2 separate regions of the Homo sapiens genome follow, and region 1 is linked to region 2. Evidence: chromatin contacts called from ENCODE Hi-C or POLR2A ChIA-PET data. All regions are on one chromosome and are shown on one strand. The core of a region is the stretch at or near the end of the contact, and the rest is flanking DNA. Distances in the headings are between cores, read along the strand shown. Region 1 overlaps THAP4 (THAP domain containing 4). Region 2 holds the start of SNED1-AS1 (SNED1 antisense RNA 1).

What was found. Hi-C counts contacts between places; a loop is a spot of excess contacts on that map. ChIA-PET counts read pairs that join two places held with the same protein, here RNA polymerase II (POLR2A). Pooled maps may share reads with other maps.
Region 1: a pooled map shows a loop between it and region 2 (3-fold over the local background). The contact joins the enhancer-like site here to the promoter of SNED1-AS1 in region 2. A Hi-C loop is called at or near these places in 3 of 37 single-sample maps with no recorded cell type and 8 of 50 pooled maps. POLR2A ChIA-PET finds 5 or more read pairs at or near these places in 1 of 52 experiments (naive thymus-derived CD4-positive, alpha-beta T cell).

Annotation. Positions count from the first base shown.
Region 1 is chr2:241,604,549-241,611,987 of GRCh38, forward strand. It overlaps THAP4 (THAP domain containing 4), which reads right to left. Exons shown (of 6, transcript NM_015963.6): 3 at 1,766-1,925. Among named protein-coding and RNA genes, the nearest start is that of THAP4, 29 kb to the right of the region's middle. RefSeq lists enhancers at 3,916-4,085, 4,992-5,493, 5,494-5,994, 6,211-6,731 and a silencer at 5,444-6,013. Within about 2 kb of position 5,788, at least 21 of the 41 ENCODE cell types and tissues checked have a DNase peak (open chromatin) inside an H3K27ac peak, as active enhancers do.
Region 2 is chr2:241,062,536-241,069,451 of GRCh38, forward strand. SNED1-AS1 (SNED1 antisense RNA 1) reads right to left here and starts at 1,583. Exons shown (of 3, transcript NR_187212.1): 1 at 1,545-1,583. SNED1 (sushi, nidogen and EGF like domains 1) reads left to right here. Exons shown (of 32, transcript NM_001080437.3): 17 at 256-369; 18 at 1,052-1,165; 19 at 1,477-1,590; 20 at 2,309-2,422; 21 at 2,764-3,060; 22 at 5,229-5,412; 23 at 6,376-6,488. It also overlaps a transcript of MTERF4 not described here. RefSeq lists a silencer at 1,532-1,691.

The DNA of each region.
Region 1 (7,439 bases), core at 4,538-7,037, 550 kb after region 2:
CCACACACCCGGCTAATTTTTGTATTTTTGTATTTTTTTTTAGTAGAGACACAATTTCACCACATTGGCCAGGCTGGTCTCGAACTCTTGACTTCTAGTGATCCACCTGCCTTGACCTCCCAAAGTGCTGGGATTACAGGCGTCAGCCACCGCACCTGGCCAAGATAAACTTATTTATTTATTAAAACAAATTTTTTTAGGGTCTCACTGTGTTGCCCAGGCTGGTCTTGGACTCCTGGACTCAAGTGATCCACCCGCCTTGGCCTCCCAAAGTGCTGGGATTACAGGCACGAGCCACCGCGCTGGGCCAAGATAAATTTCTGTTGGGCTAGTGATGGTGCTACACCTTCTAGAATGGTACATGCTCACTAACATAACCCCGACAAAGAAATACATTTATACCATATTCTAGGACACACACACAAACACACATACCATCACATTTACTGAAATATATTTTCCACTCTGGTTCATTTTTCTTCGAATGCTAGTCACAAAATTGACTTTCTGACCTTTTCGTGGGTTATAATCTATAGTTTAAAAAAGACTGCTTGGGTTCTGGGTTATTTTGTATTACCCAGAATTCTCACCTTTTGGTTTATGTGCAGATGTATTACTTTGACCTCATGCATTCAATCAATAATAATATAAAAAGGTAGGAGATATTTTTAAAAACAATGAGATCTTCTAAAAGGGGATGGAGGGTCTCAGAGCTGGGGGTCTGAGAGCCAGGTGCCCAGCCCCGTTCTGAAACTGCTAGGCATTATACAAATAGTACCAAGTTGGTTTAATAAGATTCTTAACATATAGTTGTGTAATGGAGACTAAGGGAGGGTTTGCTTTTTATATTTTGTTTAAACTTTAAAAAAACTGTGTATTACTTCTATAATTAAAAAATAAAGATACTTCAACCACTCCCCATCCCTGGTGGCTCTCCTCTACTTCAGAGGCCTACACTGCTATCTCCCTAAAAGCAGGCAATTTCTCCACCTGTGGGGAGCAGGTGGTGGGAAGGGATACTGAGGGACCTCAAGGGGCTTTTGCTTTCTTGTACGGTAAGAATATGAGAACCACATACTAACAGCTTCCTTGTGACCCCAAATAGCTCAGGGGTACGTGTAAAATACAAACATGCACTATTATTTTCAGTAATATTGGGTGACTAATTTTTTTCTTTTTTTTTTTGAGACAGGTTCTCACTCTGTCACCCAGGCTGGAGTACAGTGTTATGATCACAGCTCACTGTAGCCTTGGCCCTCCCTGGGTTCAAGCAATCCTCCCACCTCAGTTTCTCGAGTAGCTGGGACTACAGGCATGTGTCACCACACCTGGCTAAATACTTTTCAGTAGAGACAAGGTCTCACTATGTTGCCCAGGCTGGTCTTCAATTCCTAAGCTCAAGCAATCCTCCTGACTCAGCCTCTAAAGTGCTGGGATTACAGGTATGAGCTACCGCACTGGCCAGGGTGATTAATTTTGATACATAAATTAAGTACATGCATTTGTTTTTATGTTTGGATTAACAAGCCTGTAATTTGGTGGTCAGCTTAATATCTCCAAAAATATAACAGAACCAGAAAGTATCATTTTTACCACTCTGTGTCTCAGTTGCACATTCAGGCAAGAGGACACCTTTCTGAAATAGATGGACAAGTTCCTTTTACACCTTCCTGCTTGGCCTTTGTCTTTGATCAGTCTGGAATTATTTTCAGAGACCTAGGCGGCCCATGAGTCAAGCAGGGTGGGGTGGAGGGAGACAACTTACGAGAAGTTCAGCATGGGCTGGCCCACGTGGGAGATGTGAACCTCCTCCAGGTACTGGAAGGGCTGCAGTGTGGGGTAGGTCCCGGCTCCAGGTGGGTCCGACAGCCAGGTGCCCAGCATCCAGGACAGTGGCTCCACCACTGGGTTCATCTTGGGGGGCTCTGAGGACAAAAGAATGAGACTATCAGTGGCCTCCCTCCAACCATGCCTTGCTGAGCTTTAAGCAGAATGCACGTTCCATATCGACGCTTGCTTCTGGTGGCCACAGCTAATCCTGGGGGACCTGTCAAGAGCGGGAGAAAATGGTCAAGCAACTGTAAATGTCATAGTGAAAGATCCAGCTTCAGAAGCCTCTGCAGTTCCTGCAGAGAAAAGAGATCCAACAGGGGCCAGGCAGGGCGCAAGCAAAGAGGCCTACACTGCTATCTCCCTAAAAGCAGGCAATTTCTCCACCTGTGGGGTGCAGGTGGTGGGAAGGGATACTGAGGGACCTCAAGGGGCTTTTGCTTTCTTGTACAGTTAAGAATATGAGAACCACATACTAACAGCTTCCTTGTGACCCCAAATAGCTCAGGGGTCCTCCATGTCCTACAGCAAGGCTGAAAGCAGCTCACACGGGAGGCACGGTGCCCTGGCGTGAAGAGTGTGTGAAGGAGACAAAGAGCATCAGGGAGAAAATGAAAGGGGATGCAGGGTCTCGGAGCAGCCAGAGTGTGAGGGCCCAGGGGCAGGCGGGGTTTAAAAGGGAAGTAAGACCCCGCTTCCCTGAGGAGGGGCTGGGGCTTCACAGCAGCCTGTGTAGTGGCCAGGAGACCCCTTTAGAAGGTCTCCTGTGGGGTTCAGTCTCTCATCCCACTAAGTGTGAAGGATGACACCACAGGCCTGGAACTCAGAGGTGGGGGTGCAGTGACAGGACAGCAGGGAGGGGCCGCTGGGTTGGCTGTTCTGCTGGGCGAACTCAAAGGGACCCCTGCTTCCTGCCTCGCTCAGCAAGGACTGGGTGCTCCCGAGCGGCTTTTCAGGATTCACTCACATGACCCTCACCCTGGCTGGATGCACGGGCCCTGCTCTTACTCATTTTCTAAGGGAGACCTGTGCGGGGACCACAGGAAAGCCCCACTGCATGCTACCCATCAGGGGCGCTGGAAGAGAAGGACTGATCCCCAGAGGCAATCCCAAAGACCTGCTTCCCAGGCCTGCTTAACCCTCAAGTCTCAGTGCTTCAATTGACAGAACGGACACTGACACCCAGGAGCAGCAGCAGGGACAGAAGCAGCTCTGTGGCCGCACAAGCCTCATCTACGGAGCCCAAAGATGCCCAAGCACAGAGACCGGCCTGCACATCAGGACTGACCCCCGGCGTCTCCTCCAGGCCCGCGCAAGCAGAAGACGGACTGACGGGGACAGGATCAGGACTGACCCCCAGTGTCTCCTCCAGGCCCGCGCAAGCAGAAGACGGACTGACGGGGACAGGATCGGACTGATGCCCAGTGTCTCCTCCAGGCCCGCGCAAGCAGAAGACGGACTGATGGGGACAGGATTGGACTGACCCCCAGTGTCTCCTCCAGGCCCGCGCAAGCAGAAGACAGCTGACGGGGACAGGATCAGGACTGACCCCCGGCGTCTCCTCCAGGCCCGCAAAAGCAGAAGACAGACTGATGGGGACGGGATCAGGACTGACCCCCAGTGTCTCCTCCAGGCCCGCGCAAGCAGAAGACGGACTGACGGGGACAGGAGTTCTTGGAACCATCGCAGCTTCTGAAATTACACAACCTTTGGATTATAAATTCCAGGAAGTCTGGGAAAAGAAGATCGGGGGAAAGGAAAGCAAAGGCTCTGGGGGTGGAGGAGACCACGTCCAAGAACAGCTTGGAACCAAGGAGGGCCGCACATGTGGCCTGGCCCAGTGGCCGAGCCCTGGGGCCCAGAGTGAGAACCGAGGGTGGAGAGCAGGTAATGAGCACTCTGCCTGCTGGCTGCACAGGGCAAACATAGGTGACCTGAAGCAGGAGAGTGGGAGAGTCCGCTCCTTTTCCAGACTGGCCTGTGGTCTTTCAGTATTTCCTTTTTTGTTTTTCTTAAATGATGATTTAAAAATTTTTTATATCAGTATTTCCTCCTCAGACTCCCGGTGAAAAGTGGGAAGGTGAGGATGGGAATATTTGGACTTCAATAAAACTTTCCTAATTAGACAATAAGAGAATTTTTAAATCAAGATTTTCGTTGCAATCTTTCACGGAGATAAGGAATAGAAGCTTCTGAATCCAATGTGTGGCCTCTGGAACGAGGCTTGTGATCTATCATAGCTGATCAATTCTTTCATCATTCAACGTGCTGGACACTCTTCCAGGGAGAAGCTGACGGAACAGTCATACATCCCTACGGAGCATACATCCTAGCGAGGGCAGACAATACACAAGAAATGAGTGAATGATGCAGAACTGAATGTACATTAGGAGATGAGGCAGAAAGGGAGACAGGGCTGTTGGGGCACTGTGAAAACCTACCCAAAAGGGACAAGGACACCCTCCCTGAGAAGTGTGCACAGACCAGGCAGGGGATCAGGGTCCCTGCAGCTACCCTGGAGAAGAGCAGACCAGGTGGAAGTGCCAGAGACGGAGGTCCTGGGTACGTAGGCCTGGTCTTGCTGGAGAGGAACAGGAGGCCAGTGTGGCCAGGGGAAGGAGATCCTCACCCCTCGGAAGGGCCGTGACCTTGACTCTGAGCAGACAGAAGCCCTCGAGAAGGCTGAGTGGGAGGGACGAGGTCTCTGACTGCAACCACAGGAAGCCAGGGAGGGCAATGGCAAAAACCCTTGTGGCAGAGGAGGGTGGCCTGGGCCAGGTGGCCGTGGTGGAGGCAGTGGAAAGGACCTAGCTTCTGGATCTATCTTGAAGGCAGAGCCACCCGGATGTGCTGATGGTTTGGATGTGAAACACGTAAGAAAAGATGGTAACGGAGGTTTCTGGCCTGAGCAATTGAGAAGACAAGTTACCATTAATGGAGAAAAGGAAGAATGAGAAGAACCTTGGGAGGTGTGAAACAGCAAAACTCAGTCACCTGGGATAGCCCAAGTCCTAAGATGGGCTAAACAAACACCATAATTTCTCAGACAGCCAGCTATAGCCTTGGAGACCTTTCAGTTTGGTAGACTTTATCCAGCTCAGCACTGAAAAGAAAGAGGCTTTGGGCCGGGCGCAATGGCTCACTGAACCTGTAATCCCAGCACTTTGGGATGCCGAGACGGGCAGATCACCTCAGGTCAGGAGTTTGAGACCAGCGTGGCCAACGTGGTGAAACGCTGTCTCTATTAAAAATACAAAAATTAGCCGGGCGTGGTGGCACACGCCTGTAATCCCAGTTACTCGGGAGGCTGAGGTACAAGAATTGCTTGAACCCGGGAGGCGGAGGTTGCAGTGAGCCGAGGTCGTGTCACTGCTCTCCAGCCTGGGCGACAGAGACGTTTTCTCAAAAAAAAAAAAAGAAAGAAAGAGGCTTTGCAAACCTCAGGTTTTTGGGCCGGCTCTCTGGCCTGTGCGGAGCACACCCCACAGCGACTGCCACGGGGCTCTGGCTCTCCTGGGACCGGGTGGACCCACTTCCACTGGTGAGCGCAGCCTGCATGGGAGCTGAACCCTGTGGGAAGCGGCACCCCGGGCGCTGGGGAGCAGCGATCCAGAGTCCAGGTTCTGAGCTGCTGCACCGGGGCCGCGATCTCCACCCCTCACGCCCGAGTCCCCGGCACGGCCACCACCGGCCCCTGGGTCCCGAGGGCCCCGAGGAAGAGGCCAAGGGGCCTGGCGGCGCCCCCCAGGGTCCCAGTGGAACAGGGGCACCAGGGCCGCGGCGCCGGGCATGGCCTTCACACTCCCCACGAGGCAGGACAGCCCCGGGCTAGGGTGAGGGGCACGCGCCGCAAGTCCTGCCTCTGCTCCCGGGCGGCCCCCTCCAGCCTCCGCCGGCCCCGCCCCGGAAGCGCAGCCCCGCCTCAGGCGCCGCATCTCCGCCCTCTCTTGCGCCTGCGGGACCGGGAGGGCCGCGCTCGCCCCCCAGCGCCAGGGTCACGCCACCGCGCCCTGTTTGGGGAGCGGCAGAGGAGTCAGGGCGGAGGCTGGGCGGCGCTGGGCGGTGGGGCGCGCTCACTGGCTGCCACCTCACCTAGCAGGCGTCACAGGGCTCACTCAAGAGCTCCAGCAAGAGCAGAGGCGGGAGCCTCGCCAGCCCCTCCACAGACCACAGCGACCGCGCCCCTCGGCCCGGAGGCCCCGCCCTCCCCACTCCTGCTTCCCCAGCCACGGGGTCTTCTCCCGGCCCCTCATCTACTTGGCAGACGCCTCTCACCGGCAGCCTCTGCCTCCCCCTGGTCTTTCCCTCCCACCACCCACCGTGGAGTCCTCTCCGGGAGGCCCTGTCCTCCATCCAGCGCTCCTCAGAGGGGACCGGAGAGGAGGCGCTCCTTAAATGGGGAAGAAAGACGGACAGAGCCAGGGACAGCGAGAGACGGGACGGGGACAGAGACACAGAGACAGAGAGACAGGGCCAGAGAGACACGGGGATGGGGCCAGAGACGGGGCCAGAGACAGAGACACAGAAAGGGATCTTACTCTTTCTTCCCTTAAAACCAGCTTCTGGGGGTCTCCGAGGGGGACTCTCAGGTAAGTAACAATATTATCACCTTCCCTCCCAAGAATTAAAAAAAACAAAAATAACGAAAAAACCTTTTCCCTGAACTTGATTTTGAGGGAAAATAGGTCACAGATACAACCCACAGCCACCAAAACACACATACGGATGCTGTGAGAAGTGGTGGGTCAGTGCCTCGCTGGAGGACAGGAGGGGCCTCTGGGAGCTGGGGGGGTGGCCCCTGAGAAGCCTCAGGGTCTGGCCTGGCTCAGAGGCCTGGGGCGGAGTGGGGAGCCCTGGACTTGGGAAGCCTGGAGGCTCTTCTGGCCCCCGCTCTGCCACAGGGAGCTCCTGCAAACAGCAGGCCCAGGGCACCCCACGCGTCTGCCCAGGACACCCCAGGTGTTCGCCCAGGTGCTGAAGGCCCAGGCTGGCCTCCATGCAGGGTTACCCACCACCCGCCATAGAGAAGTAATGCGCCACTCCGAAAGAAAGGGGTGCTGCCGGCTGGACGCAGTGGCTCACGCCTATAATCCCAGCACTTTGGGAGGCCAAGGCGGGTGGATCATCTGAGGTCAGGAGTTCGAGACCAGCCTGGCCAACATGGTGAAATCCCATCTCTACTAAAAATATAAAAAACTAGCCGGGCGTGGTGGCGGGTGCCTGTAGTACCAGCTACTAGGGAGGCTGAGGCAGGAGAATGGCATGAACCCCGGAGGCACAGGTTGCAGTGAGCCGAGATTGTGCCACTGCACTCCAGCCTGGGTGACAGGGTGAGACTCTGTCTCCAAAAAAAAAAAAAAAAAAATTAAGAAAGAAAGGCATGCTGCTCCTGAAGACCTTCTGCTTCTCCAGCAATGGACTAATGGACTCTAAGACACTGCCTGAGTTCAGAGATGGACAAAAGGTGACAAGACACCAAGTGTGAACAAGAGCAGCAAAACATACAAACTGCAAAATGTTGATGGGGCAAAGGTGAAACTAAGAGAAAGGGTCTTGCTCAGTCACCCAGGCTGGAGTGCAGTGGCATGAATACGGTTCACTGCGGCCTA
Region 2 (6,916 bases), core at 333-2,832:
AGTCCCACAGCGTCTTCTGGGAGCCCTGGGGTGGTTTCAAGCCCGCCCTGCTGCTTCACAGACACAGCCAGGCACTGAGCCCCAGGCCCACTGCCCTGCCCCGACTCCAAGGATATCCAGCCCTGGTCTCTGGCCTTTCCAACCACTGATGATGTATCATCGAATTCTGTCTGGCCCCTCAGGACTAGTTTATGTGCATCTTAATTTGGCTTAATCGTGGCCACATTGCTTTATTCTTGGGCTCTCTCCTCTCAGAAATCGATGAGTGCCGGTCTCAGCCGTGCCTGCATGGGGGCTCTTGTCAGGACCGCGTTGCTGGGTACCTGTGCCTCTGCAGCACAGGCTATGAGGGCGCCCACTGTGAGCTGGGTAAGAGGGGCCCTGGCCCCGCTGGGGTGACAGCTGCAGCACACTGGCCATGTGCCTGAGGCACTGGGTCCCCCGGACAGGTCTCTGTCTGGATGGCCAGGGTGGCCACTGCATGCTTTCTCGGGCCCCTGCCAGCTCTGACATCCAAGACAAAGATTTTACAAATATCCCTTCCTGCACCTCCCCAGGGGAGACTGAGAGCCCAGCTGAGAAATGCTGGCCTGGCTTCAGGGCGCAGAGAAGGTGGGCGTCGGAGAGGGCAGGTCACAGTCTCTGACACCTGGTCGGTGCTTCCAGCCAGTGGAGGGAGGGGAGGCCTGCCCCATGAGCCCTGCACACTCTTGTACCTCGCTAGGGCTCTAAGCCTGAGAAACGCAGGCTCCAGGGAGGGCAAGGCCCAGGGAGCCGTGCCCAGTCGTGGCCCTGGGGAGCCTCCCATTGCGGAGTGGCCTGGAGGAAGGCATGGCCTGGAGGTGGGGCTTTGCCAGCAGGCAGTGGAGGTGGCACGCCTCCCGAGGAGGGGTGGGTTTGGGGCTGATGGAAGAAAAAGCACATGTCCTGAGTAGTTGCTCCCAGCTGGGAAAGGGGTAACTGAAGCCCCAGGAAATGCACGGAATCCTGGGGGCATGTGGGCGCCTCAGACTTGAGCCAGCAACACCCTTGACACCCCTTCTCTGTGCAGAGAGGGATGAGTGCCGAGCTCACCCGTGCAGAAATGGAGGGTCCTGCAGGAACCTCCCAGGGGCCTATGTCTGCCGGTGCCCTGCAGGCTTCGTTGGAGTCCACTGTGAGACAGGTAGGGGCTCCCTCCAGTGGGCCCCACATGCAGAGCCTGGGCCTCTGGAAGATCAGAGAGGAGGTGGGGCATCCCCACATTCCCTGCTGGGCAGGCCACCTGGGGAGAGGGACCCCCAGGGCTGCGGCCACCTTGGGAGGGAGGGGTGGAGGTGAGGGTGCTGGGGAGGGCTGAGGGGCGGGACCTGCCCACTGCCCCTCTCTCCTGGCCTCCGCCCCTAGACTCCTCCTTTCCCTTCTTCCCGCTGTCCTCTCCTCCCTCCCCCAGACTCCCCCCTTGCAGCTTGGGCCCACTCTCTGGGTGTTCTCCAGAGGTGGACGCCTGCGACTCCAGCCCCTGCCAGCATGGAGGCCGGTGTGAGAGCGGCGGCGGGGCCTACCTGTGCGTCTGCCCAGAGAGCTTCTTCGGCTACCACTGCGAGACAGGTAGGGCGGCAGGCCTGCCTGCTCCCCGCCCTCTGCCCGCCTGCTCCCCGCCCTCTGCCCGCCTGCTGCCCGCCCTCTGCCCGCCTGCTCCCCGCCCTCTGCCCGCCTGCTCCCCGCCCTCTGCCCGCCGCCTTGGAAGTCCCCTTCTCAGGCCAGTGGCCCTCCGCCTGTCTCCCTTGGTCCCACAATGGTGCCTTCTAAACCTCCCCATCTCCTGCGCTCACCCCCCAGACACCCCTCTTCACCCGAGGACACACCCAGGGGTGGGGCCTCACGTCCACACATAGGCCCTGCTGCCCTTGGACAGGCCAAGTTTCTTGCACACCCAGGTCTGGCCCCTGGCTGTCCTTCCATCTGGAACATTCTCCCTAATCAGCCCCCAGTGGGATACCTCCTGATGAGGCTTCCCTGACCACTGACCTCCCCTCCTCAAGCAGGACTGTCACTGGGGTGGTGGCCTGTCCTGTCCTGATCCAGTGTCTCCTCCCCTCAGCCAGTCCGGCTGGTGGCACTCCGCTGTGGAGGGTGGAGGAGCTGCTGGGTTGGGCCCCGCAGGGCAGTGGAGGTGGCAGAACCGAAGGGAGGCAGTAGCTGTCCTGTGCCCCCCGCCCCTCCACACCCACGCAGGAGGGACCCAGTGCCCCAGGAGCAAGGGCGGGGCTGGAGCAGGGACCCCTGGCCACGCCCCAACATACACTGCCACTTTTTCTCCCCTCAGTGAGTGACCCCTGCTTCTCCAGCCCCTGTGGGGGCCGTGGCTATTGCCTGGCCAGCAACGGCTCCCACAGCTGCACCTGCAAAGTGGGCTACACGGGCGAGGACTGCGCCAAAGGTGGGTGGCGAGGGCGCCTCCAGTGAGGGAGCCACGAGGGGGTCCCCTCTCCCTAGAGGGCCCAACGGTCTCCAAGGGCAGAGCGTCTGGCCGCTGCTTGCCCAGGCCCCTTCCCTGAGGAACAGGGAGGGGATAAAATCCCCCGGTGGGCTTGAAACACGGTCACACATTCAAAAGTGTGACCCTCCTGGAGGTACGTGGCCAGGGACAAAGAAGGACTCTGCCAGCGATGGCTGTGTCAGGCCCAAGAGCCAGACCCGGCTGAGCCGCCGACGGGAGCCAGGCATGCATAGCTAACGGCTGACCAGTCCCCTCCCCTTGTTTTGACCCAAACCCTGAAGAGCTCTTCCCACCGACGGCCCTCAAGATGGAGAGAGTGGAGGAGAGTGGGGTCTCTATCTCCTGGAACCCGCCCAATGGTCCAGCCGCCAGGCAGATGCTTGATGGCTACGCGGTCACCTACGTCTCCTCCGACGGCTCCTACCGCCGCACAGACTTTGTGGACAGGACCCGCTCCTCGCACCAGCTCCAGGCCCTGGCGGCCGGCAGGGCCTACAACATCTCCGTCTTCTCAGTGAAGCGAAACAGTAACAACAAGAATGACATCAGCAGGCCTGCCGTGCTGCTGGCCCGCACGCGTGAGTGTCCCCGAGCCTGGCCGTCCCTGCCCAGCCCCTGCCCCTCGAGGGCAGCGCTGGCCCCGGCACCTGCAGGGCGGCTGTCATGCCGTCCACCCTCCTAGTTCTTGCAGCAGCAAGACAGACAGCTGAGCTGGGGGTTGGAGGCACCGCCCTGCTGGAGACAGAGCTGTGTGGGAGTGGCCTTGGGTCCACAAGATACAGGCATGGGATTGGGGCGCATAGAATCGAGCCAAGAGTGGGAGCAGCACAACCCCCAGGCATGGAGCTAGGAAGTGGGACTGGGGAGGAATGGGGGCTTCCCAAAAGGGTCCCTAGAAGGAGCCAGTGTGGGAGACAGGGGCCGCGGGGGTGGGCTTGGGGGGGCTGGGACTCTGGGGTGCTCTGAAGGCCTGGGGAGAGTTTGAAAGAGGCACCTGCTCACAGGGATATGTAGGCGCTGAGGTGTGCTAAGGGGAGGCATCGGTGGCTCAATCGGGAAGAGCCGTGGGGCAGGCCCTAGATGGAATGACAGACCCAGAGCCTCCACCTGGAGCTGGCACTGAAAGCTGTGACCAGATGTGACCCCTGAAGAGGGGGTCCTAGGAGGAGCCTCCTCAGAGCCTGAGCCACCAAGATTGCAGGGGAGGCCCGGGTTGTGCACAGCCTGTGGGGTTGTTGCCGTGTCGGGGAGCAGAAGATGCTGAGCGCTCTAGGGAAGGCGTCAGGGCTTAGCGGGCTTGTGTGCTGCTGGGAGGGATTCTGGGAAGGAGAAAGGAGCCCTAGAACATGGCAGTGGACGGACAGGGGCAGGGCCGGAAGAAAGCAGAGGGCTGGCCTTCCACGGAGCCCGGCCGCATCAGCTAGAGCACAGGGGATCTCGGAACAGGCTGGGCAGGAACCAAGTGGGGTGCAGGGCCATGGGGCCATGGGACTCTCACCCAACATGCCTGTGGCCTCCAGACACAGGAGCAAGAATGGGGAAGGGGTGCTAGAGGCTCGAGGAAAGAGGAAAAGGTGCTGAGAGCACAGACTGCTGCGAAGTGGCGTGATGGATGGATGGGTGGGTGGGTGGCCAGGGCTTCAGGGAGGCCTAAGCATCCAGCAGGGCCCTGCGGGGCGGCCACGTGAGTTTGGTGAAACCTATGGGTAGCATGGCGGGTAGGTGGGGAGGAGCTCGGCGGTTCTCACAGGAGGAAAGCCTCCTGGCCACACCTGGGCCCTAGCTTGATGCCAATGCCAAGGGCATTGAGGGACAGGAGAAGGCATTCAAGGCAGCTTGAGCCCACCCAGAGGCCCACAAGGGCCTGTCCTGCAGGAGTTGACCACCAAGGGGCTGGAGTTCCCAACACAGCAAGGACACAGAGCACACCTCGGCCAGTGGAGAGCCTGGGCGCATGTGCGGGTGGCACTGAGCAGGTGTCAGCAGGAGCTGCCAGGGGCTGAGTAGGGGTGGCTCGCCTGGGCTGTTTTAGGAAGAAGCACCTGCAAGGCCGCCCCATGTGAGATCTGCCCTCGGAAGGTATCTGGAGTGAAGACAGAGCCCGCCCTGCCCGCTGCAGAGTTGGGGCTCCAGCCAGCCATGGTGGGTGGAAGGGACCGCTGTCCACAGACCGGGGTGCTGAGTTGCCGGGAGCTGAGCGCTGCCCTCTGGGCTCTGCCTGGTGCATCAGCAGTGGCACTGGAGCTTCGGAGGAGACTGGCTGGGCGGGAAGCGGAGCTCACAAGTGGCCCCTTCCCTGCAGTTGCTGGGAGTTCTGTATGTCTGTCCTCCTAAGACAGCGTTGCCCAGACCAGGCCCGGATGTGTGCTCTTAGACCAAAATAGTCAACTGGCACAGAAAAGGGGAGGTCCGGGTTACTCATGTCCAGAGGGACTCCGGCCCATCCCCTGCCATGTCACTGCCACATCTAAATGGAGACTAAGACCCCTGCCTCTGGTAAGACGGGCTGGCCCACAGCGGGCTCTGCAGCCGTCATGCTCACAGCGGGTTCTGCAGCTGTCAGCCCTGGAGGCCAGAGCCTGGGCATCCCACTCAGCCCGAGTTCCCTGAGCAGTTGATGGGACACCCTCTCCAGTGCCTCTCTGTGGCCCCCAGCACCCTCCCAAGCCTGGTTTCATCTTGAGCCCCTGCACTCCCCCAGGAGCAAGGAGGGGCCGGCACCTGCTGAACAGTCCATTCCCCCTAGGACCCCGCCCTGTGGAAGGCTTCGAGGTCACCAATGTGACGGCTAGCACCATCTCAGTGCAGTGGGCCCTGCACAGGATCCGCCATGCCACCGTCAGTGGGGTCCGTGTGTCCATCCGCCACCCTGAGGCCCTCAGGGACCAGGCCACCGATGTGGACAGGAGTGTGGACAGGTTCACCTTTAGGTAAGAAGGGACACCCAGAGCATGGGGCTGGGGTGAAGGCAGGGGTGGGGGCTCGGGGACACGGGGCCCAGGTCTCGGGCACATTCTCCGTGTGTGGACTGTACCACCTGCCGCTCCTCACCTGAGCGGAGACAAAGGTCTCAGGTGAGCCAGCCTCAGACCCTGGAGGCTTCACTCCCGCCTCACCTCATCAGGGCTGCCAAGAGAGGATACACCTTGGTAGTGTTTTAAAGTGTCCAAAAAGAGCAGGAAAAGCTCAGAAAATCCGGGGGCACACTTTCCACACAGATCATGAGAGTGACTTGGCCCCTCAGAGAGCAGCGGCCAGCGAGGGTAGATGGTAGCAGCCCCGAGCTCTCCCAGGAGTCCCACAGTGGACCCCTCAGAGAGCAGCGGCCAGCGAGGGTAGATGGTAGCAGCCCCGAGCTCTCCCAGGAGTCCCACAGTGGACCCCTGTGATTTGGTCGCCAACCAAAGAGAAAGCTTCCGAATCGTGCTCAGCGCAGGCAGGGGTGCAGGAAAAGATCGGAGAGCGAGTGGGAAGGAAGACTCCAGCCAGCAGCTTCCTGGGGCTGGGGTGGCATTGGCCTCACGTTGTCCTGTGGTTTCCTGAGAATTTACATCAACTCACCTGTGCTGAGGGCCCGTCCCCCATCCCTGCACAGTGACCACTTCCCCCTTCTCTGGCCTCTCCCAGCTGAACACCGGCCCTCTGACCATACTGTAGCAGCCCCAAGCGCACCCGATCCTCCTCCGCTGCCCGGACTATGGGTTGGCTTCCCGCCCTAGGAGCACACGGCTCTGAGGGCCATGAGTCTGCCCCTCGTGGAGGTTGCCTGGGCCACCAGCAGCAGGATGACCTCCCCGCAGTCACCTCCTGCCTGGGGGAGCTGCGGTCTGGCAGCAGAGTCACACACAGGTCCCAGACATCCCTGTTCTCTCTTTGTCACCTCCTGCCCACAGGGCCCTGCTGCCTGGGAAGAGGTACACCATCCAGCTGACCACCCTCAGTGGGCTCAGGGGAGAGGAGCACCCCACAGAGAGCCTGGCCACCGCGCCGACGCACGTGTGGACCCGTGAGTAGAGCAGCGCGGCCCCCGGCACACGAAAGGCCGTCTTCTAGAAGCTCTGGCTTCCTTCCAGCCTCCCCTAGTCCTCTCCAAAGCGTCCACAACACCAGAAACCCAGCCCCTGGCCTCCCAGATGTCTCTTCCGCTGGGGCCACTGGGCAGGAGCCGCTGGGCTGGGCTGGGCCCTTGTGCTGGGACAGCTGTCCAGGGCAGTCTCCATCTCTAAAGGCTCCTGGTAGCTCCTCAGCATGGAGTTCCTACTGGACACCGACCAGAGGGCCAGAGGACCTCACTGGGCCAGGGATACCCATGCTATCCAGGGCCCTTGTACCTTGCAACCAGCCCCCTCTAGCTAAGCTCCCTAAGTTCCTGGTGTCACTAGGCCCACACCCCCTCCCCAGTGCATGGGAGGGGTGACAGCATGGACAGTCAGC